3 separate regions of the Mus musculus genome follow, and regions 1 and 2 are each linked to region 3. The links are chromatin loops, found by intact Hi-C in ENCODE. Cell type or tissue: heart. All regions are shown on one strand. Each heading gives the region's core, and the rest is flanking DNA. Links, peaks and the distances in the headings are about the cores only.

Region 1 (10,619 bases), core at 1,833-9,832, 260 kb after region 3:
ACATAACTTACCCATGACAGCCCACACTTCAGTAAGTGTGGAAGCCTACTTGGGTGTGTGGCTGCTAACTCGGAAGGCACTGACTCTTAACACGTGCCCTTCAGCCTGCCTTCCTTAGATGCATGCATGATGTTCCTTTAAATGCATCTCAGATCCTAAAGTGCATTTAAATTCCCAAGACATTCGCCAGTTCTGTCAGAATTGAATGCTAATTTTCAATTGTGCAAATCAACTAACAAAACAGCTGACTGGGGTTCAGTAACCTCTGTAAATATTAATTTGTTTCTTCTCCAAAGAAGCAGGTGTGCCTTGAACACTACCCCTGGGGACTCACCATACTGCTGAAACCCCAGAGAAGCAAATGAGTAATTACTGAATTTGGTATCCTGAGAATATTCTTTAAGGGAGGAGAATTCATAACAATCACTTTGTCACAGCATTTACTGGGTCAAGACAAAGGGGGAACAGAACTCCTGGCCTTGGAAACACAAAACACATCCCTGAGAGGCCAACTCCCCAGGTCTGGTTCCAATAAAGCCCATTCAAGACGGCTTCCTAGAAGTAGCAAGAAGTAACTGTTAACCAGGAGAAGAAAAGAGCAGGGGGGAGATCAGCCAGCAGAAAGCATCCCGAGCATGAGGGGACATTTCTAGCCTCATATAGGAACTAAGAACGCACTTAAAAGTCACAAGTGTTTTTCAAGAAAATGGTTATTCGAGTTAGAAAAAGCAAGCCAGAATCAACACTGAAAAATCGTAAACCTCAAACAATGTAAGATGTGAAGCCAAAAGCACTAAAGTCTCTCTGGCAATAAGGAGTCCTGGGGTACCCCTTACTACCTGACTACAATTACAACTGAATGTCATACACAACAGGTGGGGAGAGAAGGGACAGGAAGGGTAGGAATCTAGTCTCTGTGTAGTTGTGTACCTGTGGGCTTGGGGAAGCCAGAGGGCATCCTCATGCCATTATACCTCAGGCGCTGTCCTTTGGGGTTGGGGACACAACAGGGTGTCTCATCGGTCTGTAACTTTCTGAGGTGTCAAGTCTGGATGGTCAGGGACCTCCAGGAATCTGCCTACCAATGTCTCCTAGTGCTGTGACTACAAATGGATGCCATCGCTCCCAGCTCCCACCCAGACCCCACCCTCAGCTTTGGGTTCTGAGTACCTAACAAGTCCTCAGGCTTGCCAAGCCAAGTCACCTCTCTATGCTGCAATTTAAACGTCTAAAAACGCACCAAGTCGGACTGTTTTAAGCCCGGGGTCACAGAGTTTGGTACAGTAACATTTATGGGTTGAAATCAGGGCATGGGAGGGAGGCCCTATCACAGAAACTTACATTGGGTCAGATGTGTTACCTTAACAAGTTGCTTCCCTAGGCTGAAACATCTCCTAGATCCAAGCTCCGAAAGTCAGAAGAGCAGCAGTTTGCTTCCACTGCTTCAATCCCCCCACCAGTTGTCCTGCTGAGACCTAAGAGATCTCAACTTTCATTCTCAATCCACTGCCAAACAGAAACAAAGGGTTTATTCTTGGCAAAACTGAAACTAAGAAATGTTAACCTTTCATCTTTAATGGGGGAGGAAGGGGTAGAGAGAGAGACAAACAGACAGACAGACACCAGGGCTCAAAACTAATTTCTCATGTTGATAGCAGGTGAAGATAAGGGACAACGCAGCCAGTTTTACCCACCAATGCCCATGCCTTTCCAAACGTCAACACTAGCTAGTACACGTGTGCTTTACTCGAACCGCGAATCCCGAGCCTGTGCTTTTTCAGTCTGTCACATGCATTTATTGTGGGAGGTAAGCCAGACTGTTACCGCTCCATAATCTCAGGCTCTCTCCACAATCCGAGCCTCCATCCTAGCCAAGCCATCCTATATGCCGACAAGACTCCTATTTCCCTATTTCCTAAGCACAGCACCCAGTGTACTCCGGGGCGGGGGGGGGGGGGGGGGGTGGGGGGGGAGCTCTACTTGTAGTATTCTGTTACGAGACATCTCAGGAAAGAAGACAGGATTTGGCACCAGCACCGTCTAGGCTGCATGAGTTGTGACCTTGGGCAAGTATCTAAACTGAGCATCTTCTTATAAAGTAAGAATCCTCTGGTATCAATTAATAGAGTCTGAGTGAGGTCCGATCTCAGGAAGTGATCTAGTACTCGGACACCACCACCTTAATAACTTAGCCGTTATTACAGCACAACCAGGCTAAAGTCGGACTTCTGCTGTCTCTACCAGCTTCAGTCACCTGCACTTCCTTCTTGTTCAGTGATTCCATACTTGTTCACACTCCAAACTTCCCCTTATTTTCAACAACCTGGTGTTAATGCAAGCCCTCCCTAACAGCCAGTATAGCAGCCAGTTAGGTGAGGTTGAGAGTCAACCCACCGGTGGGATGAATACCAGGTTATCGGATCCTTCTGCCTGGCCGTGCTTAAAGGGGCCGAGGCTTAAAGCAAAGCACCTCAGGGGGAATCCAGACAGTTCCTAGGAGTCATCTTGTAAAATGAGCCTAAGGATCTATAACCAGCATGTCAGAGGACTGCAGTGCACTGGAGCAAAGGTCTTGCTTTCAAGGCCATTACAAAGGTGCGATGGTAAGCTTATTTAAACTGGGCTTTGCTTCGTGAATCAAAAGCACCCTGACCAATTCAGTCTTATTAGGCACTGCACTATCTGACGGACAGTTGTGCCATGTGTCCCAGAAACCTACCTCTGGCTCTCTTTTGGTGTAAAGTATAAAATAAGTATGCACAAAAGGGCTCCCAGTGTAAGCCAAACCAAGAAGCCTTTTGGAATCACAAACTGCTTCACTCATCTTTGGATCCAAACACCCCAGCCATGGACATATTTAACACATACCCACTAAGTCAGAAAGTTAATAAAAATGAATTGTGGATTGGGGACATACCTCAGTTGGTACACTGCTTGCCAGACCTGGGTCCCATGCCCAGCACAGCCCAGACCAAATGTTAACCTATACCTTATTATCCCTGTGCTTAAGAGATAGAAGTAGGAGGATCAGAAGTTGAGGGCTGACCTTTCAGAAACCCCTAAGATGAGGTCGGCCTAGACTACAATGAGACCCTGTCTTAAAACAAATGAATCAAGAATAGGATAAATACAGGAACATACTTCAGGCAGACTGAGAAGCAGCAAATTGTTAATCCTATGGTTTAGTGTGTGTGTATTCTACTTTTGCCTGCCAACTTACAATACCATAGACCACTTCCTCTCAGTTACCTGTCTTTTCCTGCATGCATTCCCATTCAGAGGCCATTCACATGGCTGCTTTCCCCCATGCCTCGTTTCTGTTTTTCCTGCCTCAGAGAGTTGAACCCAGAAGTTCACACGTGCTGAGTTTGGTTTAAGATGGTTCAGCACATGGTTAGAGTATTTTAAGTTAGCAAATAGCACAATTACATAAATGACATGTAGCTGACTAGACAAACAATCCAACAACAGACAGATGTAGTGAGAAGCTGGAATCCTGGAGATAAGGCTGTGTGTTTTTCAGAAAGTCAACATCTCTGGGCCTTAGCTCCAGGTTTGTTTGTTTGTTTGTTTGTTTGGGTGATTTGAGACAAGGTTTCTCTGTGCAGCCCTAGCCCTGGAACTAGCTCTGTAGATCATGCTGGCCTTGAACTCATAGAGATCTGCCTGCCTCTGCCTCCTGAGTGCTGGGACTAAAGGCAGGTGCTACTATCACCTGGCTGCTAGTTCCAGGTTTTTTAACAAAAAGATGGGTAATGGGACTCCCTAGAGGACCCTGGTTTGTGGAAAGAAACACTTAGCAAATCTGTTCTTAGCATCAGTTCATGACGCAGGATTGAAGGAGCTCAGTGGCAGTGTTTACTCAGCACGTGTGAACTTCTGGGTTCAGCTCTCTGCAGCAGGAAAAACAGAAACAAGGCATGGGGAAAGCAGCCATGTGAATGGCCTCTGAATGGGAACGCATGCAGGAAAAGACAGGCAACTGAGAGGAAGTGGTCTATGATATTGTGAATTGGCAGGCAAAAGTAGAATACACACACACACACCTCACACACACACACCCCTGGGAAGGTTAGTGTGTGTCAGAGTTTTTTTGTTAGGCAACAAATATGCTCTACTCTGCCATAGTTCCTGGAAGACAAGGCAATTTTGCCTCGATTTGTATGTAGACTTCAAGTTGGAAATCTAGCACAAAGGTGAGTACTTCCCCTCTAACAGCAGCACAAGCAGTAATTAGCGGAACTGCTGGGGGAAAGAATTCTGTGAACAACAGGCATCCAAAGGCTAAGGCTCTGGCCAAGAGAAACACTGTTAATCCCAGGGAAGGAAAAGGAAACATTTATCAAACCACTATTTAGCAGACCCCCTGTTGGGTTCTTCCATTTACAGTCTCTTGAAACCACCTAATAAATAAATCAGTTACATGGGACCCGGCTGGCTGACAAGGAAACCGAGTCAAGTAAGAACTACTTACTAGTTACCTATTTTGAAAAACCCAACACCCATGTTTCCTATTCATGGTTAAGTTTACCCTCCATTCTGTGAAAGTATATAACATTCCTCCTTTCTGTCTTCAGTTCCAAACTGAAAGACAAAAAGAGAATAGAAAAGGAGATGGCCTATGGTGGATGTTCCTGGCACTGACGTTATCAGGAGAAAAATCTCAAAGGAAAGTAGCCCCCCCCCCTTTTTTTTTTTCAAGGTCAGAGCTTTCGCAGAGAAACCCGGCAGTACTGGGACTGACTAGATAAACGATGCACCTGTGCCCAGCCATAGATAAAATCTACGGTGTGCATTCGCATTCATCTAATGCAAAGCTGACTGTATCTGTAGATTTTTGACCCAAATGCTGTGGCCTGAGACTTTGCAAAAGCACAAAGACTTGCAAGTACAAACCAACAGGTTATAACTGCCAAGCGGTTAGAGGAACGAATTACAAAACCAACAGACAACACTGGCCCTCCTGTACAACTGTACAAAACACTTCCTGCCACCAGCCCTGACATTAAAAAAACAGAAAGACAGTCGAGGCTTGGGAGGAGGGCTGCTCGCTCCCCCACAATTTCTTATCAGACTTCTCCCCGGGTATCCTCCAGCTAGGGAGTCATGCGTTGCATTCTTTCAATCGCCCCCTCCCCTTACGAAAATTCATCCAATGCATCCTTCAAATTTGCAATCAAGGCGCCTGGAGATAAGCATAATGTAATCTAGAGCAGGGACGCCAAGTTCAAAGGTGCCGAAGGCTTCAAGATCGTCTAAAAAGAACTCTCTCTGGACCTTACTATCTCCACCTCAAGGATAGGGGAAGGGGAAGGCTTGCTGGCAAGCAAACAATAAAGGACACTTTCCCTAAAACTCTGAGCAGCGCACTTTATGGATTCGCAGACTCCAGGCCGTTACCCGCAGCTATGCGTCCGCGTCTCCACCCTCCCGGGGCAGGCTGGGCTGCAGATACCCGCTGGAGTGGTCGCGGGAAAGCGGGCGTCCCTGGCAGCAGCAAAGGAGAGGAAAGCAGGGAAAGGCCAGCGCGCGGCCCCAAAGCCCGGTACTGCACGGACCCACGCGGACTCCTCCTCGGCAGCCCTTACGGTCGCTCAGAGAAAGCTCGGAGGAAGATCCAAGCGCGCCGCCATCCTTCCCTGCGATCTCCGCGCCTGTCAGTGCGCCAAAGTGGCTGCCACCCACGAACAGGTGCGAAAGCATCCATCCCGGCGGAGCTCCGCTCGGCCCGCGCCCCGCGCTCGCCGGGCCACGGTGCCTGCCGCCCCCCGCCCAACCCGGACCTCACGGCGCCAGCAGCCTGGCCGCACCCCAGTGCCTTGGCACCCGCCAAGTTCCTGAAGCAGGCGGCTCACCTCTCTGCCTGAGCGGCTACGGGGAGCACCGGACGGCAGCAGGACCGCGCGAGCAGGAGGATGTGCAAGCGGGCGCGGGAACAGAAGCAAGCTGCAGCCGCGATGCAAGAGGAAGGCGCCCGGCAGCTTCAACCCCGGCGTGGGCTGACCGTGACGTCACAATGGCGCGGCCAGCCAATCCGAGCCCGGAGGCAGGATCAAGCGCTATGATGTCATGCGGCCTTGGAACCAATCCTGGGGCGATAGAACTTTCGTGATTGTAAATTCCAGAATCAGATGCGGTGAGCAGAGGAAGCCAGGGTTGGTCTCCTGTGGTTCACGTGTCTCGGGGCAGTTTTCTTGCTTCTTCCTAATAAGCCTGCGTGGGACGCAGAGTCTGCGCAATAGCCACAGTGAAGTTCTGGATGCCCTGAACTCTTTCCAACAGCCGGGGGGCAGGGGCAGGCTTGGCGGTGGTTTTTTTGTTTTTGTTTTTGTTTTGGCAGGTGCCCACCCACCTAACGGGTTTCGCCACCATTGTGAAGGGGACCCTTTTCATGGTTTTAGCAAGGGTTCTAAAACCTAGGTGGAGCTGCTGTTGCGCAAATTGAAGCAACAGAAATCACTCAGAACTTTGCAACCGTAATTCTAGGATAGGTTGATCACACACTATTGGGAGTTTTGATATTTCTACTCTACGAAATTATCAGTCTTGTAATGAAATACTGTAATGTCTTTCAGCTGGGCAAATTCAAAGACTTAAAAGGGACGCAGGTACAAACATAAGAGCCTTTCTAGTTTTCGCTGCTGTTTGATAAATCAAGGCCTACAACTCTTACTTCAAACGTTAGAAATGTAACCTTTTGTTGTGCCCCCTTTGCTTTACACCCACTGACACAACACAGCCAAGCAGTCATTCAGTGTAGAAACATTTTTTTTAAATTATAGTAAAATGTTTATTGTATATTCAGCAATGTTCCAGGACCCAGACCACTGTCATAGGAATACGAATATACAAACTATAAACATTAGATAATTTAAACATTCACAAATTGCTGTAGCAATAACAATTAGTTGCCATTCATTTCTATAAACACTGAGTAAGGACCGCCTTCCCCGCAACAGTGCTGAGTGCTAACCATAAGTGCATGTCTGTCTGTCTATACAGGAAGTGTCGTTCAAGTGGCATGTGAGTGGTCATCTGTGCAACCTGGCCTCCTAGCATTCACCGTGTTCATTGTAATTGTCTCGTAGCTTTCACATACCAGGGACCGCTAAGATCTGTAGGCAAGTAATGCACTAAATCTAGCTTGTTTCTCCCCTCAATGGCATTTACAAGGCTCGAGGCATCATCTGCGACAGTTCTTTGTAATCTGGAGTATGACAAGAAGTCCTAACCATTTTTTTTTTTTTTTTGAATGGGTGAAGCATGAACTCAGCGGTGCCATGTTTGATCCCTGTTTCAGCTCCACTTGCCATCCGTGTTCCTCCTGTTCAGGATTCTTAACTCTTCTCTAGGCTATTTACTAGCAAGGCATACTCTTCTCTTCCTAGGGTTCCCAGTGTGTAATTTACATATGCAATCAGAGGCAGGCGGGACCTTCCCTGACACAGCAGCTAAATTTACTCCACTCCACAAGGTGTGAAATGACCAGCCTCATAGCTACCCCCATTTTAGTATCTTTGAATTCAAGTGTAAATCTGCAAGAAACGCACAGAACTTGTATAACCTCCCATCTTAGCTATTTTTTTCCCAAATAAAAAATCCCTATTCAGTGCCAGGCTTACTAAGTGATGGAATGGAAGAGAAGTGCTTTGGGTACCATGAGAACTGGATTCTTGGCCTCAGGAACTATAAGAACCATGAGAAGCTATCCCTGCCATTTTACCTAGCATATGTGATTTGAGATAGTTCTTTAGTAGTGTTCATGTGGTAATATAAAAAAATGTGTTTTTTCTATTAAATAATAATTTTATTCTCTATTTACTTTTAAATTATGGCAGCACCCCCCACCCCAGACACTTTGCTCTTCGTTTTTATCAGTGAGCCTACATCTCCTCTAATACACTTCCAAGTATGTAAGGACTGCTTCAGTATTACTTTTGAGGAAGGAATTATTTAATATCCTGGGCAATTTGTTTTATTGCAATAGCAGCTGCAGTTGAATTAAAAATGCAATTAACAGCTTCATTATAATACCGAATTCTAATGACTGAAGCTGCTACTGTTCGATTTGCATGGCATAATGAAACCTGTCTCTAAAGTGAAAAATCTATGTTAATCTCTGAACATCTCCAAGTTGAGTAGAATCTAGGATGACTGTGGTTTTATACTAAGAATGACACTGTACCATCTGTTGAGGTCTCTTGCTCCCCTTTCTTCTTTTCTTCTTCCTCTTTTTCTTCTTTTTCTCCTGTTTTTTCCAGTCAATGCAGTACTACCTATCAACTTCCCGTCTCAACAGAGTATTAAAGCCCAAATCCTAACAAAAGCCTTTGGACTTTAATTATTTAGCATGTTGCTATTTTTCTAATCTTCTAAAAGTATCCACCTCCTGTGGTGCAACAGAGGAAGCCTTGACTGAGTGCATGGTTGACAAAGGCCAATGCCTTAGACCCAAGGGAATTGGCAGCACCTTCACCTGGGTGAGGCTCAGAGACGTAGCAAAGCCTCCCTCTGGTCCAAGTGGGAGTATAGAAGAATGACTGGCCAGTATGCCAAGGCAACTTTAGCTTCCTTCCCTTGGAGCCTGAGACTGCTCCCCTATGGAGATCTGCTAAGACTAGCTAGCAGTTTCTTGAGGCTCCAGATTGTCCAGTCGTAGGTGCCATCCCATCAAAGTGACTTGTTCCACTTTTTGTAAGCATGTCTGTCCCGTTGTCATTCCCTCATCGCCCCAGTCAGGTTTCCACAACCAAGCCTTGCTGGACATTGTGGTCTTTTTAAAACAATAGCCTAATTGGATACAGTGAGCACTAGACCAGCTCAGAACCCTGGCTCTTACTGGTTCTCTAAGTCTGCAAGGATTTAACCTAGCAATGGCTTAAGGCTTGCAACTTTGTTTCATTATGATCTTTGCATAAACACCACCTCCTCAGGAAGCAAATGACATTTTTCTGTCACTCCATACCACCTTCCCCTTTGCCTCCTGTTTTCTGTATCCTCTTTACTATTTTTCTCCTTAGCACTCATTACTATTTAACATACCACATTTGCTTTTTAACAGTTATTACCTGATCCTCTAATAAGCTTACTGTTTAGGACTGTATCCCAGGACTCAGAGCAATACAATTAGGGTGAAGGCAAGACTGAGAAATGGCTCAGCCCTTAAGAGCATTTGTTGTTCTTACAGAACACTTGAACTCACATCAGGCAGCTCACAAACACCTGCAATTCCATTCCCAAGGGATCTGACACTCTCTGGCCTCCTCACATACATGCACAGACGTGACACACATAAACTCATGCGAGCACACACACAAGTATAAATCTCTTTTTAAAAAACTCAAGTTTGCATTAATTTGAATATCAAACACTTTCCCATTAGATAGAAATTATTATATTTATTACAACAATTAGTCAAATTTTGGGGGCCAGAGATATGGCTCAGCAGTTACAGGCACCCAGTTGGAAGCTCACAACTATCTGTAAGACCAGTTTCAGGAGACTGAATATTTTCTTCTGACCTCTGCAGACACCAGGCATGCACATGACGTGTGTGTGTGTGTGTGTGTGTGTGTGTGTGTGTGTGTGCGTGCATGCACACGTGTGCGAGTGCAAAACACTCATATACATTTTAAAAATAAAGTTAAAAACTGGTACCAGTTTCTCTTTTAATACTGATAAATTTCTAAGACCTTTCCCAGTAAAGCTTGATTGAAATCATTCTTATTATTTTATTGTACATATATATATATATATATATATATATATATACATATACATACATAAATGCTTTGCTCATGGGCATGTCTGTGTACCACATGTGTGCCTAGTGCCCCAAGAGATAAGAAGAGGGCACTTGATATCCTGTGCATAGTTGGGAGCCACTTGTGAGTTCTGGGAATTGAACCTCAGTCCTTGGTAAGAACAAGCGCTCTTAAACTCTCAGCCATCTCTCCAATCCCCTGGCTTTATTCTGTCAACAGCACAATGATTAAATATATATATAAAGCCATAGAATACTCAAGTGGTATATCTATGGCTGCAAAGCCAGTTGGTAAAATTAAAGTCTTGACCTGGCTTCAGGAAGTTCTTAACTGCTTCAAATGCTTGGAGTCTATACTTTACTTGGTTGAATTTCATGCTTTATAAATCATATCTCAATAAAGTTGTTATCTAAGTGGAAATAAAGGTTTTCAACCAAGTCAGATTATCATTGAGTCTTTTCTTTTGCTGGTTATCAAGATAAAATTTAAAACTAATTTATTTGATTCAATAATCTATTCAAGAGCTAAAGGTTAGATAAAAAGCTGTTGATAAGCTTACTGTTAGCCAAACATTAGCTGTGTAAACTGGTAGAGTGTAGTGATACGGCTTCTGAAGTTAGGGAATGAACCCTGGCTAAGGATACTTTCAAAGTAAGATATATTCTGTTAGAGCTGGCCATATGTACTCAATAGTCTTTGCCCCAGTTCTATAATTTATAAAAACAAGTTCTCTAACAATTAGCCTTAAAAGATGTAGTCACTCTAGGTCATTTGGTATTTTGGTTACAAGTCTATTGTGAAAAGCCTTGCTTTTGTGCGCCTGACCCAGGAGACATACTCTTTCATGCCAAAAGA
Region 2 (10,619 bases), core at 1,176-9,175, 64 kb after region 3:
GTGGTGCACGAATTTAATCTCAGTACTCGGCAGGCAGAGGCAGGTACATCTCTATGAATTTGAGGCTAGACTGGCTCATAGCAAGTTTCAGGGCTACACAATGAGACCCTACCTCAAAAATTAACTAACTAATTACATTTAATTGTAAGAAATGCTATGGCCTTCAAAGAATGCTAATGAAGAATGGACAGTCAAGCGAGATCCTGCTCCTTTCTGCACATCAACTTACACAGAAAAGCCACTGTCCTCCTTAGCTCTCACTGCCAACTTGGCACAGCTCAGAGTCCCCTAGAAGGGAGTTTCAACTGAAGGGTTACCTGGATTGGTCTGTACTGTGGATGTAGGTAGGCCCAGCCCACTGTGGGTGGCACCATATCCTGAGCAGGTGATTTGTAAGAAAGCTAACTAAGGGCTGGAGAGATGGCTCAGTGGTTAAGAGCACTGACTGCTCTTCCAGAGGTCCTGAGTTCAAATCCCAGCAACCACATGGTGGCTCACAACCATCTGTAATGAGATCTGATGCCCTCTTCTGGAGGGTCTGAAGACAGTTACAATGTACTTACCTATAATAGATAGATAGATAGATAGATAGATAGATAGGTAGGTAGATAGAAAGCTAACTAAGCATAAGCCATTAGCAAGCAGCATTCCTGCATGGCTTTTGCTTAAGGTTCCTGCCTGACTCCTCTCCATGATGGAAAGTCAACTGCCCTAAGTTGCTTTTGGTCACTGTGTTCTATCTCAGCAACAGAGATGAAACTACAATGGTCACTATACCCAGAATTCTATCCAGAAACCAACAGCAGGTAAGTAGCCGTGCATAGATGCACGCAGTCAAAGCCAGGAGTGATGGTTCACACTTTCAATCCCAACACTTGGGAGGCTGAGGCAGGAAGATCACCATAAATCTATAGCTAGCCTGGGCTTCAGGGCAAGCCTCTCTGTCTTGGTTAGGGTTTCATTGCTGTGAAGAGATACCATGACCACAGCAACTCTTAGAAAGGAAACATTTAACTGGGGCTTGCTTACAGTTCAGAGGTTTAGACTATTATCATCATGGTGGGAAGCATGGTGGCACGCAGGAAGACATGGTGCTGGAGAGGTAACTCAGAGTTCTACAGCAGAAAGAGTAATATTGGCCTGGCTTGTGCTTCTGAAACCTCAGAGCCTGTTCCTAGTTGACACACTTCCTCCATCAAGGCCACAATCCTCCAATAAGACCACACCTCCTAATAGTGTCACTCCCTATGAGCCCAAGGGGTTCATTTTCATTCAAACTACCAGTCTCAAAAACCAAAACAAATAAATATAAATAGATAAAAACATACAGTCATGTATCTTTCATAAGCATATGACTACATTGGGTAGATCTATCTTTAACTTGACAAGGTTCCACAAAATGAAGTAGGAGAGGTTGCTGATTTTTTTTTTTTTTTTTTTTTTTTAAAGGCAGAAATGTTCCTGGCAAGGTCTGAAGGAAAAATAGTAACAGATCCTAGTAGCAGAGCAGCAGCCAGGAATACTGTGAGCTCCAGCACTGACGCTAAGGGCAAGAATCACTGTCTGGTGAGCCCGGTCCTCCTCTAGGCTCAAGTATAAGTTCTCTACTACAAACCTACCAACTGTGTGCCTCTTGCTTAGGACTCTGCCAGTAGCTGCAGAGGGAGAAGCACGCCATGGTCGGCCATTACTGAGTAGGCCCCGTGGACCATCTTTACGCAACTACTGGCCTGTTAGAATCTGACACAGCCATGTGACTAAAGAGTAACGCCAAGCCCAACCACAATTCTGCCTGACTCTGAAACCAGAAAGATGGATTGCCATCCATAAAATACGGTTCCTGGCCTCAAGAGACTTAAGATAACGTAAGCCAATGAGAGAACAGTGTAAGGGCAGGCTGGTGAACAAATATTTCAAGACTTTTAGGGACAAGGAGAGAAATGAGTAGCGACAACGACAGAAAGACTCACGGGACTTGGGAATTGATAACGTATCGGCTGTGCAAGCATAAAGACCCGAGTTAAATCCCCGGCACCCACATGCAAGCCAAGGCAAGACACAGCCTCACTTCTAACCTAACGGAGCCAGTGAGACATGGCTCCCAAATGTAAGACAGTGACCAAGGAAGAAAACCAGTGTCGACCTCTGGCCGCACACATGCAAGCGCATACACCTGCATACCCACATGAATGTGTTTACAAACACACAAGAGGATTTCCTCCCCCAGAGATGGGTACTGTTAGCACAGGGGAGTATGGAGGATAAAGCGAGGCTCTAAAGAGAGTAAGATGATCTCCGTTTGGGGGAAGGAGTCGCCCCCACAGTAGGACACTGAGTGCAGAGAATTTAGAAGGCTGAGGTTCATTATGAATGGACTTGAAAACTCAGGTGGATTAGTGAAGAACTGACACAATGGATAAACTAAAGGTCGCATGGCCAGGAGATATAACAAAAAGTGACCATGTGAAAGACTTAGCCGGGAAGCAGAGGAAGAGGACAGAGAGGGCAAACACTCGAGAGGGCTCACTAACAGGCCTGGGGGGCCGGCGACAAGGTGGCTCCACAATGTTTCAGGCTGCAGGAAGGGAAGGGCAAGATCTAGATTAGATGCAGAAGGAAGAGACTATATGAAACACACTTCAAAGGTCTTGGTGACTCACTGATGGAGGGAAAATGGCTGAAGAGAATTCAAATGCTTGAAAATTGAAACAACCCCCTGATTTGTCAGGAACCTTAGAAAGCTGTGAGGGAAAAACCAGAACAGAACAGGGAGTCTGTGAGAAGGGCTCTGAGAGAGTGAGTGGACACTCAGTCAGTGAGGCTCCACTTTCCTGACTCCTTATCCTGTCAGCAATTGCGCATGGCACAGAGGGAGGACATTTCGGTAGGAGAAAAGATTCTTTGTGACTAGTATATGTGCTCAGTTCCTTTGGCAAGGACGCCTACTCAGGCAGGCTTCTTGGACCCCACAGCACGCGCCTCCATTATGGGAAACTGGTTGGTCTCATTAAGAATTGAAGCTGCCCTCTTCCCACTCAGTTACCAGTGTGACTGAAAAAAGGGACAAGGCAAAGTGGAAAGGAAAGAGCAGAAAAGTGTGTGTGTGTGTGTGTGTGTGTGTGTGTGTGTGTGTGTGTGGACACTGGAAGGCTGCACCCCAGAGGCAGGGGGTCCATGGGATGTCATCCTAAGTTAAACACTCCCAGCACTGTCCTTGGTTCTACTCTGACTTACAGTGTTCTCCAAGTCCAGGCTCGTAGAGGGCCTTAAAGAATCTACCAAATTGTTCAGAAACTATTTCAGATGTGCGTATTTATGCATACATTAGCTACTGTAACAGTTACGCACAGAGTCAAGGCACAGGTCTTGCAAATAATTTATATGTCAACTACACTGATTTAAAGCTCTTTAAGAATTTCATATGCAGCTCCATTCATTATTGAGACACACCTGGAAGCCCCGACTCACCAGGAAATGGGTGAAATGAAAACTGTTAACTATCAAACTCCTCTCAATACAAAGAGTGCTGGGCTCAAAATTATAAAACAAACAAACAAACAGTCTTGCTAGCTCAGATATCAGTCAGGTGGGCAAAATCCAGGGTGGAATCTCCCTCAGACTTAGTAAAAGCCATTCCTTAGTAATAAATGGAAATGAATACATTCCTCTGCAGAAAGATGCATTAATTTTACCTCCTGTACAAGCCATGCATGCTAGTATCAAACTTTTAAAAGGTTAACAATAAAAAATAAACGTTGTTCTCTGAAAAAAAAAAAATCTTTCAACATCCTCCTCCAAACATCTGGTTTGAGTGGAAAGAAAGAAGCCGGAGTAAAAGATAATCTTGAGTAAAATGGTTGCGAGCAAGTGTGCTGCTCAGACCCGGGTGGGACGGACAAGGGCCTAGTTAGGCAAATGATAATCCCAAGTCCTCAGCACCCATCCACCCACAAACCCACCCGCAAGAGGTTTCAAGTCGGCCAGGGTGCTCCGCTCCTTCAGACTGAAAGATAAACACACCCATCAAAAGCCCCGGGCTCGGGAGTTTTCTCGGCAAAGGAGACCCGCAAGACCGTGGCGGGTCCACTGAGAAGCCACAGCCCCTCATTCCCGGCCATGAGTTCGCTCGGGTCAGCCGGTACCGCCCAGCACCCAGCGACAGGTCGCAGTGCAGCCCTCCAGCCCTAGCCCCAGCCCCACTTACTGGCGGCGATCGCGGCCCGGCGGCGCGTGCACCCGAGAGGGCCCGGCAGGCAAGGGCAGTGGGATCCGAGCGGGCGAACCCGGCAAGTCCACACCCGTCAGCGCGTGGCATCCAGCAGGAACCCGCCGCTCCGCGGCCTCCGGCAGCAAAACAAACAAAAGGCAGAGTGGCTTCTAGTGGGGACGACCAGCCGCTTTCCCTGGAAAAGCTGCCCTGCAGCTCCCCTCGCTGGCCCCGCGCGGCCCTGCACCACCGCCATCTCCCGGATGCTCGGCAGAGGGCAGCGTTGAGCTTCTGGGCTGCGGCGAACCCACCCGGGGGAGCCGCAGACTTGCCACTGACAGGCTGATTGACCCCAAAATACTCAAATAAGGGAAGCCCCCGCTTAAAAAAAAAAGTTTCCTGCCTGAATGTAAATCAATGCGACTAAACTGCACAGTCACAATGTTTTAAAACAACACATTTTGGCGTCTGTATTTAACCACAGTAGAAAAAATGATTTCAGCATTATTGCAACGTAAGTTTGAAAGACTGAATGGATAGCTTCCGAAGTGAGAAACCAAGGAGATGCAACACTCCTTTCTATGCAGTGGTAGGAAATCTAACACTGTTTGCAGAGGTTCTCAACCTGTGGTTAACCCTTTTGGGGATTCAAAGGTGGCCTAAGACCATCAGAAGACACAGATATTTACATTATGATTCATAACAGTAGCAAAATTACAGTTATGAAGTAGCAACAAAAATAATTTTAAAGTTGGTGATTACCACAACATGAGGAACTGTATTAGGAAGGCAGAGAACCACTAGAACAAACTCACAACATAAATTATATTGTAAAGCCTGAGTGGTGGTGTACACCTTTAATCACAGCACTTAGGAGGCAGATGCAGTGAATCTATGTGAGTTCTGGGACAGCCTGGTCTACATAGTGAATTCAAGGACAGCTAGGACTATGTAATGAGACCAAGTCTCAAACCTCTCTAAAATAAGTCATACCTACATACATATATACTATTGTGGGACCCACCTTAAATCATCTTAAAGGATAGCTTTGAAGCATTTTGAAAAAAAAAAAAAACAAATTACCACCCGGCTCTGGACTCTATCGTTCCACAGGGTGGTAACCCAAAAGGCTAGTAAAAACAAATTGCTAGGCCCCACACCAGAAGTTCTTGGGGCAGATGCTGCTGGTCTGGAGACCCACATCTTTCTAAATAACACTATTTTGACCAATAAATCAGTAACTCTTTTGAATTTAACTCTTTTTGAATTTAACTCTTCCCAGCCATGCTTGATGGAGTTACACATCCGCAGCCCCTGCGTGTGACAGTGGAAGCAGAAGCGCCAACATGAGCTACAGGAGAGCTGGTCTAACAAATAAGACCGAGTGCCCCCCCACACACACTTGTCATGTCGTTTTCCTTTCATTATTTGCCTCTGAATCCTGAGGACTGCAGGCAGTTTTTCTCAGCCCCTGAATCTAGCAAAGCTCAGATCACTCCTTTTGCTCCACTGTTGAAGAAACCTACGAGACAGTCAAGTTCCCCAGGGCTTCTGTTAACCTTACCTGTCTCCTTGTTTACCTATGTGATAGCTAGCCCATAGGACAAATGGAAATCACAAGTCCTCCTTAGTGAACACAAGACAAGGAGCCTAATAAGTCATATAGTGCTCATAAAGGGGAGCTTTAAAAGTAACTAAAATGATTACATTTTCAAACTTAACAGTTCAAGCCAGTCTGCCTTGCAAAGAGAGGAACTGCCTTTGTCTACCTTTGGCAGAGGTCCACTGGGTTACTAAGCAGTTTATATTAGAAGTCCTGGCCCTTGGGAAATTATGACCCAGTAAATACATGTTGAGATAATAAAAACCAGTGATGACGGCTATTGGTTATGACTGAGTACAAATAAGCGGTAGTGAACTGTAGCTGTGTTTTAATAAAACAGGCTTGTTGCTGTGAAGCAAACAGGGTTTCAATTAGGTAGGTACTGAATTTATCTTCACAAATATTTATCTTGTTAAATTTTACTACTTCATCAACTCGTTTGGATAAGAGAAAACGTGTTAATTGGCCAGCCCGCCTTAAACATTCAATCCTCACTCTTCATCTGAAAACTGACGTTTAGGGCTCATTGTTGTTTTATGTGCACTGTTGGTTTAGTATGTCTGTGTGAGGTCATCAGACCCCCTGGAAGTGGAGTCACAGACCATGTGGGTGCTGGGAATTGAACCCAGGTCCTCTGGAAGAGCAGTCAGTGCTCTTAACCACTGAGCCATCTCTCCAAGCCCCAATCTGGGGAATTCAAATCACGTCTGTTATTAGTCTTTTTTAAATTTTTTCCATTTAAAACCTAATTTTAAAGGGATCATTGGGAGAAGTGTTTTTCTTGAAAGACCTGAAATCTAGAGTCTCCTTTAAAAAACAAAGAAAACTACTGACATATTGGCATCCGTCGAATACCTACATCATAGGTAGTTAGTAGTGTACAAATGAAACCATCCATAGAGAAGGGCTGTTCTGAAATATAGGATTTGGGCAACATGTGCCTAAGGATGCAAGAGGCATATAAGCTATAGGGAGAATCAGCTGCTTTCTGATTGGCTCCGAGACCTGCTCCAACCTTGTCAAAAGTCCATGGCCCTATGGAGGAAAGAGGAGGTTACAGGCCCCACGTAGGGAGCCCTTGACTGTTGTTTTGCTAAATGCACATGTTGTTAAACTGCTTTCTGTCTTTTTATATGCAGAGATTAATGCTGTTTCCAACCTTCCTCGTGTGCTAGTTGGCCAGCCCACCTTAAACATTCAACCCTTTCAATGAAATTGACTAGTTCTAACACTGTGGAAACTTCATGTGAAAGCTGATGTTTAGCTGATGTTGTTTTGTGAGAGACGGTCTGGCTGGGTCTGGCTGTCAAGAGCACTTGCTGCTCTTGCAAGGGGCTCCAGTTTAGGTTTCCAGAATCCATGTGAAATGGCTCACAATCACCTCTAAGTCCAGTTGCAGGTGACCTGATACCTTCTGGCCTGTTTAGGAACCTTCACACTCATGGTGGCACATAAACTTACACAAGCGTACACACACAGAAGTAACAGTAAGCAAGTCTTTTAAAGAAAGGAATTAAAAGGCAGTTAAGAAATCTCGGGGAAGTCCCCGAAGAGCCACCATACGATTCCGAGGAAATAGAAGCCTCCTTCCAGGGTTCTTAGTCTCATTAATAAAATAATTTAAATTTGGACACAGACAGCACCTCAAGAACTAGGAAAACTAGGACTGGCGAGTTGTAAAACGGGAAACAGCCAGGAGGATGAGACTGAAGCAGAGAAACAGGCGTGGAACACGACCGGAAGGGGAACTTCGGAGGACAAGGAAGCTCAAAGCTTTAGTTAAGGAATGTAAAAGCATTCTTGGTCTCTAGCTAGAAAAAGTTTACCTGGTTCTGCCTGAATCTCATGGTGGCTTCTAGGGAATGACACCCTAGATTCTGGAAGAAAAATGACATTGTCTTAAATTGATTTCACCTTCCTAGGGGTAATCCCATGGGCCAAGTCCCTGACCTATATCCCACTAGATTAGTCTATAAGGGAGGAGCCAAGGACAGTCTCCACCTAGAGGTGGATTCCATTATTTACAAAATCTGCCGAGAATAGGTGACAGTGCTCAGCCCTAAATGGGACATATCTATATCCACTCCCCAGCCCCCAGCTCCGGGAACATTAAAGAAGATGGGGTGGAGAGAATGTAAGAGCCCGGGGACAGGAAAGAGTGTTCCGAGATGCTGTCTTTTGGATATGTCACGACAGGTGTATTCATCAGCCTACTGAAATTATGATAATTTCTACAAAATCAGGCCCAAAAGATAAGGCAATATTCCAGCATTAACTGGACTCAGTGGAATACAAACTAACTAAATAGACAACATACACAGGATTTGCAATTTCTTACTGTAATCAAGTTGCACCCCTCCCCTTTTACCTCCATGTCTTTGCCGAAGACGTACTTCATTTCTGAGCTCCAGAATAAAGTAGCACAATAAAATTTTAAGTTCTGTGAAGTCGGGTGAATGTAGCGTCCTGGCTGTTAGGTTCTAACACTTACAGAAACTCAATAAATGTTGTCTAAATGTCTGTCAGAGGCCAGGAAGCCCGTAAGTTTTGCTAGCATATGCCTGTAGGTGAAAAAGTTCTAAAATGTGCAATCCAAGTGCCTTCTATTGACGTGGAATCGGATGTTTGGACTGTAAGAAGTGGCACCGGGTTGGGGGTGGGTGGGTGTAAGTTCCGGCTCAACGTGGAACATTTGACTACAAATCCCAGCGTCCCTTGTAGTGTCCACTCCTTCAGGAGTCGGGTTTCAGGCCTTGAAAAGGGCCGTCCTTCCCCCGTTGTATTGTGGGATCTGTAGTTCGACGTGACTTGCGTTGGCTGTTACCACTCTCCGGCTGCACACATGAGCGTACGTTTTCTTCGGTTCAGAGTCTGTGGGGTTCAATGATTGTTGAGTTTTCGCTCTCTTTTCTCATTCTGACAGGGCACCCAGTGTCCAGGGCGCCTAAAGTACTGTCCCCTAATGTCCAATTAGGATCGACTCAGGGGGCTCTACTCCAAATTCAGGTTCAAACATTTTGAGCTAACGTCTGCTCCTTCCTGCCTGGGTGTTCTCAGCATCAAACAGGCGGGCTGAGTGAGGCGGGCCAGCTTAGCTCCACCGACGGCTGCACACAGTAGGCCCATCACCCTAGCTCGCGACGGGTGGCTGGTAGCCAAGCAGGCGGCGGCGACGGCGACGACGGCATTGCGCATGCGCGGCGCGGCGGCGCAGTTTCCGCAGCAGAGCAGGCAGCTCCGCCGCTGCGTCCAGACGTCTCCTGCTGGGCCGACGCTCAGCTCTTCGCTCGGTGCTCGGCCTCCGCTGGCGACCGGCGACCCCTCCGCAGCTCGAGTCCCCGGCCGCCGCAGCGCGCCTGCCTCCGGCCCCCTGTCCCGCGAAAATGGCTGCCGTACGCCGGGCCCGCAGTTATTGCCGCTGCCTGGTGCGCTTCTCCGACCGAGAACTCTGCTAAGCCGCGCTGCAGCAGACGGGCAGGAGTAGACACCGGGCAGCCGCCACCCCTCCGGGAGCCGGGCGCGGGAAGCCCCTCGACTGGGCCGGCCGCCGGCCAGCATGGTAACCGAGGAGGGAGGGCAGCAAGGGCCGGGTGGTGAGGGCAGGGTTTGACGGATAGCCGAGGAAAGGCCCGCTTCGGTCACTCCAGACTGTCCGAGCTGGGAGTCGGGTCTCAGGTGACCTGTCCTGGCTTCTGCACAAGGGAGGTGGCCCTGGCAAGCGGTGACACTTGTTGATCGCTTCTGTTCTGGCAGCCCGGCCCATAGATGATTTCGGGAGCTCCACGTTTGGGACGCACGCCCTCGAGGTGTCAGTGGCCCTGGTAGGATATTCGCAGGCAGTGCTGGCAAACTGGACTTGGAGGGATTCTTGCCAAGTTTCTTGATAGCGAGGGCCTAAGCCGCTTCTCTGCTGTGCGGACGGAGAGACTGCGCCAAGCTCCATGTGTGACAGCTCCGGTCTCACGGGACTGTTGCATGGAGTATGTAGGCTCTGCAGTGACTTAAGAAACTAGTTTCCGGCTAGGGCTGGATGATTTAAGAATGAAAGATACCAGACTGACTGGGAGAACACTCAAGTGGCTTTTTTTTTTTTTTTAACATGAATTGGCTGCAACGGTTTATTTTATGAAACTAGTCTGGTGCACAGAAAACACACTAATTGATTCTTCTTCTAAACTTTCAAAAGTAGTCCTCAAACCACGATTAAGCCCTTAACCTTCTTTATGTTCAGTTAATCTCATCTGCGAAGAAACTAACCCACTAAACTATACCATGATGCTTGAGTAATTTTCAACTATGAAAATACTGATGATTAACTAAGCTCCTGCTTATTTCAAGTGGGATTAAAATCGACTAAATGTAGTAAAATTCCAGTTCCTACTGTCAAAATCAAGGTTAACAATGGATTCTGTTCTGAGATAGGCATTCTGTATTCAACTAGTTATTTTTGAGCCTCCGACTAGCCTGGCATGGTGTGGGGTTTGGTGCAGTACCAGATCTTCAATATTAGCAAACCTATTAACTGTGATCTGTGATAAACTTTTAATCACATCTGAAAAGATGACCCAGAATTCAGAATCACTAATTCTCTTTACAGATCTCTCTCTCTCTCCCTCCCTCTCTCCCTCTCCTTAAATTAATGTTTTAAAGTGTGTGCTAGATTTATGTTAACTTGACACAGACTAGAGTCATCTGAGAGGAAGGCACGCCTCACCTGAGAAAGTGTCTCCGAAAGATCAGGCTGCAGTCAAGCCTGCAGGGCATTTTCTTAATTAGTGATTGATGGGGAGGGCCCAGCCCTTTGTGGGT
Region 3 (10,619 bases), core at 1,155-9,154:
GAGAGGGTCTGTTTGTGTGTTTCTACAGGACCAGACGGAACCTCTTTGGGTGCTGGAGAGATTGGTGAGACGCTGCAAGAATGAGGCTCCTGATCCAGTTGCCCCTGTGGATGTGGTGGATGATCCCACAAGCACAAAGGATGGAGCCGAGATGGGAGATCCTTTCGGTATTCCAGAAGCCGATACCAGCTCGACATGACATTCAAATTTTTCCACGCTTTTTGATCCCTGAATTCCCCTTAAAGAGATAGCCCCTCTGGCTATCTATCCCTTGCTTCAGGGAAGATGAGCGGGGATGAGAGCCCTGGGATGTATGCTTGTTATAGTGTGTGTGTGTTTTGTGTTTGGCACATGTGTTAGGTGCAGAGTGTGCGGCCCGCACTTTCGCCATGGTAGCATAGGCTTTTGCTGCAGTGGAGGCGGGACAATCTCCTCAGATTCGGTTTGCTGCTCTAAAAGAAATTATGCTGCGTTATGCCGTGGGGTGCGAGGCTAAGCACTGCACAGAGGATAGCTTGCTGTTGGCATCCTGTGGAAGGCACGTCTGATTGCATGAAGGTTCAGTGTCCTAGTTCCCTTCCCCTAGGAAAAACGACACGGGAGCTGGCCAAGACCTCTCTGGGTGATGAGCCTAAGGGATGGTTTTGTGTAGGGCCCCTATGCTTGCACACTGGGGATCAGACCTCTACCTTCACCCATGAGGCTTGCTTGCAGCAATTAAGATCTGGCCATAGGTTCATTAACATCCTGGCCTTTTGATGCACCTGCCGCAAGCAAAACACAATCTCCCCAGGTGTGGCTTGGCATGATTGAGAGGTAGTCAGTGATAAGACTCCCTGGGCATGTCACCAACCTAAGACAGGGATCAAACCAATGCTGTTTGTCACCCAAGGACGGGTAAGGGGCATGGCTGCGGGGGGCTATCTACAGACATTCTCTCTGCCAGAAAAGAAAAAAGGGGGAGATGTTAGGAGCAGGTGTGGCGGCAGTCCTAAAGGCGCCAGAGACTGCAGCTAAGTCGTATGACTTGCACCTGACTTCCTCATATAAGACACAAACATCTTGAGTGCTGCGCAGGTGTACCAGGATACAGGTGAATCCAATTTGATGGAGATTTGCCCCTGCTGCCCTGATTAGCTGAAGCTGCATGCCTGGTGAGGTGGCGTGGCCTGCTGTGCGTGGATGGGAACTGAGAGTATAAAAGGAGTGAGAGGCCCAGGGTTCGGGGGAGATATAAAAACAAGGGAGATATAAAAACGAGGGCGATATATAAACAAGGGAGATATAAAAACAAGAGAGATATAAAAACAAGGGAGATATAAACAAGGGAGATATAAAAACAAGGGAGATATAAACGAGGGAGAGATACAAACAGGGGAGATATAAAAACAAGGGAGATATAAACAAGGGAGATATATGGAGAAAGAAGAAACAGGACTGAATAAATGTGTGCAGAAGGATCCTGTAGCAGCGTCGTTCTTCCTGGCCAGTTGAGCGCGCGCAAGATACCACAATGCTGAAGGTGGTTTTTAAAAGCTTTTTTCAACTTTAAAATTCAGTGGGGCACAGTGGTATGTGACTTTAATCCTAGCACTCAGAAGGCAGAAACAGACAGATTTCTGTGAGCTCAAACTAACCTTGTCTACATAGTAAGACTTTGTCTCAAAAACAAAACAACCAACAATAGTAGTAGTAGTAATATAAAATAAAATTCTATGATCAGTCTTTCCAGAGATTACCAAATTACACAAAAATTTCCATAGATTTTTCTTGAAAGGAGACAGAACAATATGTAGGGTACTCCTTACCTGTTGTCAGAACTTGGGCCTGGACATTTTCTTTATTTCTTTTATTCATTTTATGTATATGGGTGTTTTGTTTCTGCACTCCAGAAGAGGGCATCAGATCCCATAGTACTATAATTATAGATATTTGTGAGCTGCCATGTGGGTGTTGAGAATTGAACTCAGGACCTCTGGAAGAGCAGCCAGTGCTCTTAATGGTTGAACCATTAAGCCCCTGGTCTGGGAAATATTCAATATAAGAAGGAAATTGTTTCTGAAACCGGCAGTCACACCCTGATGATGACTGCTCTGGTTGCTGGCGTTCCCTCCCTGTTATTAGTCTATTCTGAGATTTGTATGAGAAGCGCCTCACCCTTGTAGGTATTGCTGGGACACGTCCCCACTGGCAAACTGTGTATAGACTTTGTTCCGGTGAGTACAGTTACGAACAAAACTAACAGGAAACCTCTTTTCATTTGCCAGTGATCTAAGAATCTGATCTGAGGGCCAGAAAAAAGAAATCCCAAGGCTATGTCTTCATTACTTTTTATTAATGAAAATCTTCCAAAATAAATAAAATAGATTATAAACAGGCAAACACATCAAAAGCGAAGCATCCATAGATGGTGAAGTCCGAGAATTCTGGTCCAAACTTCTAACACAGCATTTACTTTCCCAAAGAAAAGAAAAGGAAGGCAGAATGTTTGCAAGTTTCTCTTCTAGAGACAAAACGGTCTGGAGTAGAATCATGTCTGCAAGACTCAGCTGATTCTGACCAAGACAGTTCTGTCCGTGGCCCCTTGAAACCTGTTTGGTATAAACTGGTGACCTCACACAAACTGACTGTGATCCTGAGTCGGTGCAGAATCCAAGGTAGCTGAAACTCTGGTCTTGTCCTTTTATTCCTCTCTAAGCATGGTTAATTAAGAGGGTACTTTAGAGTGAGTTCCAGGACAGCCAGGGTGATACAGAGAAACCCTGTCTTGAGAAGAAAAAAAAAAAAGGGTACTCCCGACTCTACGGCAGGGAGAGGGGGATGGGCTCGAGAGAATACAGAAATGGAATCATCCTTACTTATCTGCTGTAGGTCAGGATGAGACCATGAAATTGGGAAGAAAAAATTATTTCTTGGCTTGCATTCACTGTACTCCAGGGATGCATCTAGAAACACACCTCCTAGACTAAATTAGACCCGATGAGTCCTAGGTGTCTTGGGAGGGACAGGAGTGATCTAAGAAGTCCAAGTTACAGGTTGTCCCCACTGGTCCACCCCTCTCGTTTCCCATTTCTGTGAACATTGGGACTGATGGCAGTAACCCAGACCTGACTTTAAGTCAGGCAACATGTATATATAGGGGTTTGTAAGAATAGATTTTTTTTTTTTAAATCAAAGAGAGACAACAGGTAAGGGAGATGCCCTCTACAATGAACTCCTGCGTGCTCACAAGCAGAAGCACATGTGTACACACATGTGGGGCAGTGGGCATGGGGAATAAAGGGGTCGGAGAGAACCCAGGTCCTGTCAGAGTCCCAGTGCTCCTTAACCATTGTTTTCCAAGGAGGTCATTTGGATATCCTGTTCCTCCTGCTGTGACATTGAGAAAAGCAAAGAAACACCTGTTAAAACAACAACAACAACAACAACCAACCAACCAACCAAACCACAAATAAACCAACACAAACAGTTCCCCCAATCACAAGGTAGAAATCGGGCATATCCAAGGCATAGGACTTTCTGTGAGATAAGGGACTAGACTCAAGAGCCAAGGACAAGGTGGGGGAGGCGGGAATTATTCCCAGAGAATCCTCATTGATGGTCTCAATAATTACGTCAAGGGGTTGAAACAAGGAAAAGGCTGAGAAACCATCCTAGCCTTGGGGAAACTGAGGAAACATGACTAGATACACTGTGGGATACTGGATTGGTAAGAGGACTTTAGTAGAAACACTGAAATCATAATTAAGTCTGCTGCCCATTTACTTGCACACCAGTAACACTTTTCTTCTCAGTTTATCATGGTTATGTAAGGCGTTAGCACCCGGGAGGACTGAGGGCTCTGAGGTTCAACTTTACAACATTTTTATAAATCTCAAGTTATTCATAGTGTAAAGTCTACAGACCTTGTTTAGAGCAGCACCGAGACACATTAGTAAAAACTCCGCATGAGACAGACTGCTTTGAGGATAAAGCCTTGCAGATTTTTTGGTGGGTGTGATAACCTTTACCCGTTGGAAATAAATACCAAATCGTGGCACTCCCATATGAAACTATGTTAGGAGGAAAGACTCCCACAAACCAAGAGGAGGCAGGAGACATACCAAGCACACCCTAAAGCTGCACACATCCGGGTAAGGGCTGCACACAGAGTTATGCAATGTTTTGTTTGCTTGTATCTGAAAATCTCCACAGGAAGCTGAAGAATAGAACAAAAGCAAAACTTGCACTCGCAGGCCAGGAAACAAGGCTTCCAACCGTGCAACGCAGGTACAGAAAATTCACCTAGAGGGTGTATAATCAATAAAACTGACAAAATTTACATTACTTCCCTTTGTCCTTATTACCTGTTATCCCTCGTAGAAACCAAGGGTAACTTAAAAGGGGTAATGAATCCCGTTAATTACATCTTAGTTCAAAGAAAAGTCCCTAACAGGAAGGATCTTATGGCTGACCCGGACCAGTAGTGATGCGAAGAGAAGGCGTATTGTCTGGCTAATTTGTGAAAATACGGTGGGCTGGGTACAGCTCCAGCGGCAGCTAATGCCCGTCTCACGAACTCCATGCGACCTCTACTGTTAGGACAGTGGAGCTTGTGCCTCGACGTCACGATGGCTTTCGGCCTTTCTGGAAAACAAACGAACCAAACTAAACCAAAAACCAAACAACAAACCGAACAAACAAAAAACCCGAACGCAGTACAGAGCGGTAAAGCAAAGTCCTATCTTCATCCCAATTTTCTGGACATAACTGAATGTTCAGGATTTGGGAGGAGTGTTTTATTATTGTTGTTGCGTTTTCCCTCGCGCATTAAAAAGATGCCACCATTTTAACACGTGAAAGAAAGGACAGAACCCTTAGCCTTGGTTTTCAGTGTGTCACTTTCACATTCCGATTCAGGGAAGCTGGGGGGCATTCGTTGTAAAGGTATTAGCCTAGCAGTGCACATTATAAAGTTCTTGGACTTTGAGAAACTCAGGATTTTCCAAATTTAGCTACAAAGGGCACGGGAAGCCAACGGAGGGCCGGGTGCATCACACTGTTCTAGGAATTAGCTTTTTACTCGCTTCGGTGTGTCACTTCGGCCACAGAGGGAGACAGACGATTACGGCCCACGGAAGGCCGCGTGAGTCTCGTGAAGCTGGAGATGCGCTGGGTCTACCTTTCGCCGTCCGCTCCGCCTTGGCAGAGGCGCCGACACGCACCGAAGGCAGAGAACCCATCTCGTATGGGACCGCACCGGACACGGGCGCCTGGGCCAGGAGCAGAGCCGGGCCGTAGAATAGACATGGCCGTCGGGGGCGGGGCTTCGGAAGGTTTAACCAATCCAAACTGTTGTATTTTGCATAGCCCCAAAGCATTTTGGTTAACAGTAAAAACATCCTAAATTTAAGTATTTTAATTTAAACTTAGAACGAAGCGAGTATAAAAAGGATTATTTAACCCTAAAACGGATTCAGGATTTGTTATAATATCAAGTACAGTCGGCTACATAAGGTCACCACATGTGTAAAGTTACAAAATTCTATGGCCTTATATACCTACCAAGAGCCTGCTTACTCTCGGATGTGAGGGCGATCTGGCTGCGACATCTGTCACCCCATTGATCGCCAGGGTTGATTCGGCTGATCTGGCTGGCTAGGCGGGTGTCCCCTTCCTCCCTCACCGCTCCATGTGCGTCCCTCCCGAAGCTGCGCGCTCGGTCGAAGAGGACGACCTTCCCCGAATAGAGGAGGACCGGTCTTCGGTCAAGGGTATACGAGTAGCTGCGCTCCCCTGCTAGAACCTCCAAACAAGCTCTCAAGGTCCATTGTAGGAGAACGTAGGGTAGTCAAGCTTCCAAGACTCCAGACACATCCAAATGAGGCGCTGCATGTGGCAGTCTGCCTTTCTTTTGTAGTTCCTGCAATTTAATTTTCGTTTAAAACTTTATTTTATTCTTTAACTTAAAAAAAATATATATTTTTATTTTTTTAATTGGGTATTTATTTCATTTACATTTCCAATGCTATCCTATCCCAAAAGTCCCCCACACGCTTTCCCACCCACTCCCACTTCTTGGCCCTGTCATTCCCCTGTACTGAGGCATATAAAGTTTGCACGACCAAAGGGCCTCTCTTTCCACTGATGGCCGACTATGCAGCTAGAGACAGGAAAAAAATTTTTTTTTAATTAAAAATTTTTTAAATCTTTAAAAATTCTGTTATGTTAATAGATGTAAATAGAGATGTAAATATGTTTAAAAGGTGTGTGTGTGAGAGAGAGAGAGAGAATATGAGTTCAGGTGAAGGTTCCAAGCAGTCGTAACAAAGATTCTGTCTGGGAACAGTTCTACCCCACCTCTCTCTTTCTTCCTTCCTTCCTTCCTTCCTTCCTTCCTTCCTTCCTTCCTTCTTCCTTCCTCTCTCTCTCTCTCTCTCTCTCTCTTGTTTTAAACATTTATTTAGTTACTTGTTTGTTTGTTTCAGGTTTCCTCTGTGTGGCCCTAGCTGTTCAGGGACTTTCTCTGTAGACCAGGGTAGCATTGAATTTAGAGATCTGCCTGCCTCCCAAACTCTGGAAATAAGAGCATGAGCCTATTTACCAGTCCCTGCTTAAATTTATTTATTTAAAAAAATGTTATTAGGACAAATGCTATTACACTCGAAAAGGCAAACACCCAGGACAGGTAGGCTGTAACTTTAAGCTGCTGAAGGAGGAAAATGGAGAAGGTAATGAGCAAAGTCATCCCATTTAGTCTAGCACGGATAAGTGGCTTCATGGTGGGAGAGGGAACTTTAGAGAAAGAGTAAGAAGACCCAAAATGCTGGGGAAGCCCAAGCATTATGGAAGCATGCTTAGATTAGAAAAGAGAGAAGAAATCACACTTTTCTGTATAATTTAGAAAAGCAGGCAGATTGGTGACCCTGTAGACTGACATTCTGAAAATGAAAAGACAATGTCTCATTGTAAGGCTAATTGTTCTGCCTCATTAGCATGAATTACAGTAAACTCCCTAGAGTGGTTCTTTCACTGAGTGATTGACTTGGCCCAACTAGCTCATCAGGTTCTATTCTCTTGACCAGAAGGAATTTTATCTTAATACACGTTTATTACTACACACTAATATCCATCCCCCTCAAAAGGTAACCCTAACTAAAAATCAGGGATTAGCACCCTCATTAACACTTCTGGCAAGGACAAGGCTGTCAAGAGGCCCCGATATCATTTTTAGTTTTTAGTTTTTATTGCATTTTAACATTTTTATTTATATATGCACCACATGTGTATCTGATGCCGGAGGAGCTGAGAAGAGTGTGTTGGATCTCCTGAAACTGGGAGTTCCTGATGGTTGTGAACCACCAAAGGGTTGCCAAGAACACAGAACTCTGGTCCTCTCTAAGTGTAACAAGTGCTCTAAACCACTCAGCTGTCTCCCCAGTCTTTCATTTCTGGCTCTTAGCCAAGAAAAAAAAATGGTTATTTTTCTTGGGGTCTTATTACCCTAAGCTGCCTAGTTAGTTTCTACCTCTTGTTCTTGTCAGGGGCGACCTTAAATGCCATCAGGAATTGGGGTGATGAGTGACCTTGTTTCTCCCAAGTGATTGGGAACACTGGGTGTGACAGTGGGGTACCCCTAAAGTACATCAGTGTTTTTTGCTTGTATAATTCTGAAGTATAGGGAAGAATGGGTGTCAGGAAAAAGACATGGGGGAGAAGTAAGTAAGAGTGTGTTGTCTGCATTATGAGTTCTAGAAAAGGCATCAGGAGAAGTCAGAACAGAGGATGTTTTTAAAATGTCCAAGTCAAAATCCACTGGAACTCAGGATGTTTTTTGGCCCTGGGTTGGCTCTTGGAATGACCAGAATCAAGGTGAGGTCCCTTCCAGATAGCTTCTGGGGAGGGAGAGAGGAGGGGAGGGAGGGAGGGAGAGAAGGAAGTTACCCATCACTTAATTTCTACGTTAAACAATCAATCTGTCTATCTCTTGGCTGCAGGTAGGGGCTGCAAGTAGTGAACTGAGCTCAAGTCATAACATCCATATCTGGGTAGCATTTTTTTTCTTAGCAAGAAAAACGTCCTTAGTGAGAAATAATTGTATAAATAACATCTCATATAGGCTTAAGCCTGAGGTCTGGGGAGTGCCATCCCTTGGACTATTAAAGAAACATTGTTTTAGTCTTTGCTTATACTTTTGTTGTGTAGTAATTTCCTCTGAGATAGAACCTTACATTTTCCATCTCCTTAAGACAGGATGTTAAAGGGAAAACATTCTATCCTATAAAGAAACCCATTAATTCAGGAAGTAAACAACTCAAAGGTTTTAGGAAGTCCCTGAAACCAACCAGATACACTAAGCCCCTCCCTCTCCAAACATATGAGCAGTAAAGCCTGTTGAGAGACATTCTCAGACAAGTTGAGCTGCCTAAAAGACAGTCTCTAACTTGTTGAGTTAATAGAACTTAAACTGGGAGATCCAATTCCTATAATATTTACTCAATGAGTTAGAGTACTCAGAACATGAATTTCCTGGAATATACTGCCAGTACTCTGTAAACTATGAGTTTCTTTAAAGACAATCTGTAGGTGAATGTGACTTGGAAAAAAAAGCGAATTAAGCACATTGAAAACAGGAACAATAAGTAGTTAAAATAGTTTAAAAGAAAGCTACTTAAAAAAATATATCTCTGGTCATGTATTTTGCTTAATTCTGGAAAAAAATAATTTACTTGTTATGTTGCCCTAAGCATATATTTCCAATTCTACTGTCATGAATGCAGACAAAATATGTCACTAAGGAGGCATTATAGTAACAAAGGAATTAATTCTTTTTTTTTTTTTCCTGAGACAGGGTTTCTCTGTGTAGCCCTGGAACTCATTCTGTAGACCAGGCTGGCCTTGAACTCAGAAATTCGCCTGCCTCTGCCTCCCAAGTGCTGGGATTAAAGGTGTGCGCCGCCACGCCCCGGCAACAAAGGAATTAATTAATAAAAGAAGACTAGCCAGAGAGTCACGGACAGTCGTCCTTACAGTAACAGCAGTTTCTTCTCAGTCCTAAAGGTACCATCTACTGAAACGGTACAAAAGACAAAAAATTCTAGTCAATGTTTCTTGAATTTAACTTTATTTGGAGCAGAAGTTTCCATCTATAGTATTAACATCCTCAAAGATCTCAGGATAAATCATTCAAAAAGTAACATTGTATTTCAGGAGGGTCCCTCTTTACCCCCTGTGCTTTGCCTTCTAATGGTGCGAAGGTTGCTTTGGAATCGAGTCAGTGGAACAGAACTGCATTCTGTACTGAGATGTGGGAGCTGGGAAGGCTTTGTCCAGCTGGTGTTCAAGTCACATATCAGTGTTTAAGGAAAAACCAACACCCCTTAGGATGATACGAGCCCCTGTTTTGTCTTGATAATTTACATGAGCAGACCATACAAATAAATTATACAAACATACAGTACATTAGTTTGGAAATTGTAAAGACAATTGTAAACAATACCTACCCAGTTTATTGAACAAACATCTGCTTAGAACAACATAAAGCAATAAGTATGTCAAATATTTCCTTAGAAACTTATCGCTTCTGGTCATACAGTGACCTGTGTCACCTGCCCCACCATTCCCACCCCCCAATGGCACAAGACAATGGCTTGATGTTATGGAAATGTGACTTCACAGGAAAAGATGGTGCCCATTAGCTCCAACGGTATTTATCCTTGGAACTGAAAGGGAAAGGAGCCTTCACTTGACACATTTTGCCTTCCTGTACTCAGGTCTTAAGAATTCAGGAACGTGGCAGTATGGCTGTTTTAGTTGTATGTTTTCCTTAGACAAGAACTGTGATACATTGTTTCGGGATCAGCTTTCTACACTCCTTAATTAACAGGACTTACCTTAAAGGAAACAATTCTAATAGCAGCAGCTTTTATGCAAACATAGTTTCCCTTGTCTCTGTGAGGCAAACTCTGGGCATCTCAGCATATCCATGCCAACAAACCAGGCCCAGAATGAGCCACTCTGACTTGCCAGAAAGCTGTTTTGATATTGCTTTTAATAATAAATCTCCTTTATTTTGATGCAATATAATTTAAACTTTCTCTCTATGGGTGTTTTGTCTGCATTCATATCTGTGCACTGTATGCCCTCAGAAGAGGGCAGAGTCCTTGGAACTGGAACTATAAATGGTTGTGAGCTGTCTCTTTGGTGCTGGGAATCGAACCTGGGCCTTCTGGAGGAGCAGCTGGTGCTCTTAACCTCTGGACCACTCTCTAGCCCTCCAAAGCTTTGCAATTGAAAATGAGGTACAGTCATGACTAGGTGCCATCTAACCCCTCACTCCTGTCAGCATTTTGCTTTTCACTTCATAATTCTATAGTAGGTAAAATATATGCGATAGGCAAATTCGACTATCTCTGTTTACAAAGGGCTATTTCTGTCTATAGCACATAGCTTGCATACAATTTCCCCTTTACCCATTTGGATGAGAGAAACGTACGTCTGCGGTTCTTGCTAGTTCTTTAGAATTTGGTTTTCCAGTAAGCTGGTTTGCTCAGCTGCACAGCTGCCGCTCTCATGTAAACTTTCATGGCTAACTTCAGAAGGGAAGCTGTTTGCTAGTCAAGGAAGGGAAGCCAAGTTAG

The links. A loop is a pair of places that touch in the nucleus more often than their neighbours do. Peaks named below come from ENCODE experiments on the same cell type or tissue, not always from the same donor. Only the 100,000 strongest peaks of a DNase experiment are listed, where the experiment ranks them.
Region 1: a loop joins it to region 3, with 2.4 times the contacts of the local background. A loop is called at or near these places in 3 of 42 quality-filtered maps.
Region 2: a loop joins it to region 3, with 7 times the contacts of the local background. A loop is called at or near these places in 25 of 42 quality-filtered maps.

Annotation. Positions count from the first base shown.
Region 1 is chr9:77,912,763-77,923,381 of GRCm38, reverse strand. It overlaps Elovl5 (ELOVL family member 5, elongation of long chain fatty acids (yeast)), which reads right to left and starts at 6,017. Exons shown (of 8, transcript NM_134255.3): 1 at 5,856-6,017. In heart, for the core only: no CTCF peak of the experiment used is centred there; a DNase peak (open chromatin) is centred at 6,061; H3K4me3 peaks cover 2,614 bases; H3K27ac peaks cover 2,113 bases.
Region 2 is chr9:78,107,041-78,117,659 of GRCm38, reverse strand. It overlaps Fbxo9 (f-box protein 9), which reads left to right and starts at 9,004. Exons shown (of 13, transcript NM_023605.2): 1 at 9,004-9,369. The coding sequence starts at 9,367. Cilk1 (ciliogenesis associated kinase 1) reads right to left here and starts at 4,422. Exons shown (of 14, transcript NM_019987.2): 1 at 4,205-4,422. In heart, for the core only: a CTCF peak has its summit at 7,812; DNase peaks (open chromatin) are centred at 1,649, 4,429, 8,579 and 9,079; H3K4me3 peaks cover 3,601 bases; H3K27ac peaks cover 3,116 bases.
Region 3 is chr9:78,170,578-78,181,196 of GRCm38, reverse strand. Cilk1 (ciliogenesis associated kinase 1) reads right to left here. Exons shown (of 14, transcript NM_019987.2): 14 at 9,087-10,619. Rn7sk (RNA, 7SK, nuclear) reads left to right here and starts at 5,564; the gene lies at 5,564-5,895. C920006O11Rik (RIKEN cDNA C920006O11 gene) reads right to left here and starts at 5,283. Exons shown (of 4, transcript NR_040401.1): 1 at 5,162-5,283; 2 at 4,455-4,626; 3 at 4,104-4,198; 4 at 2,315-3,372. In heart, for the core only: CTCF peaks have their summits at 1,883 (motif pointing right) and 4,570; DNase peaks (open chromatin) are centred at 4,556, 5,266 and 5,616; H3K4me3 peaks cover 1,423 bases; H3K27ac peaks cover 1,509 bases.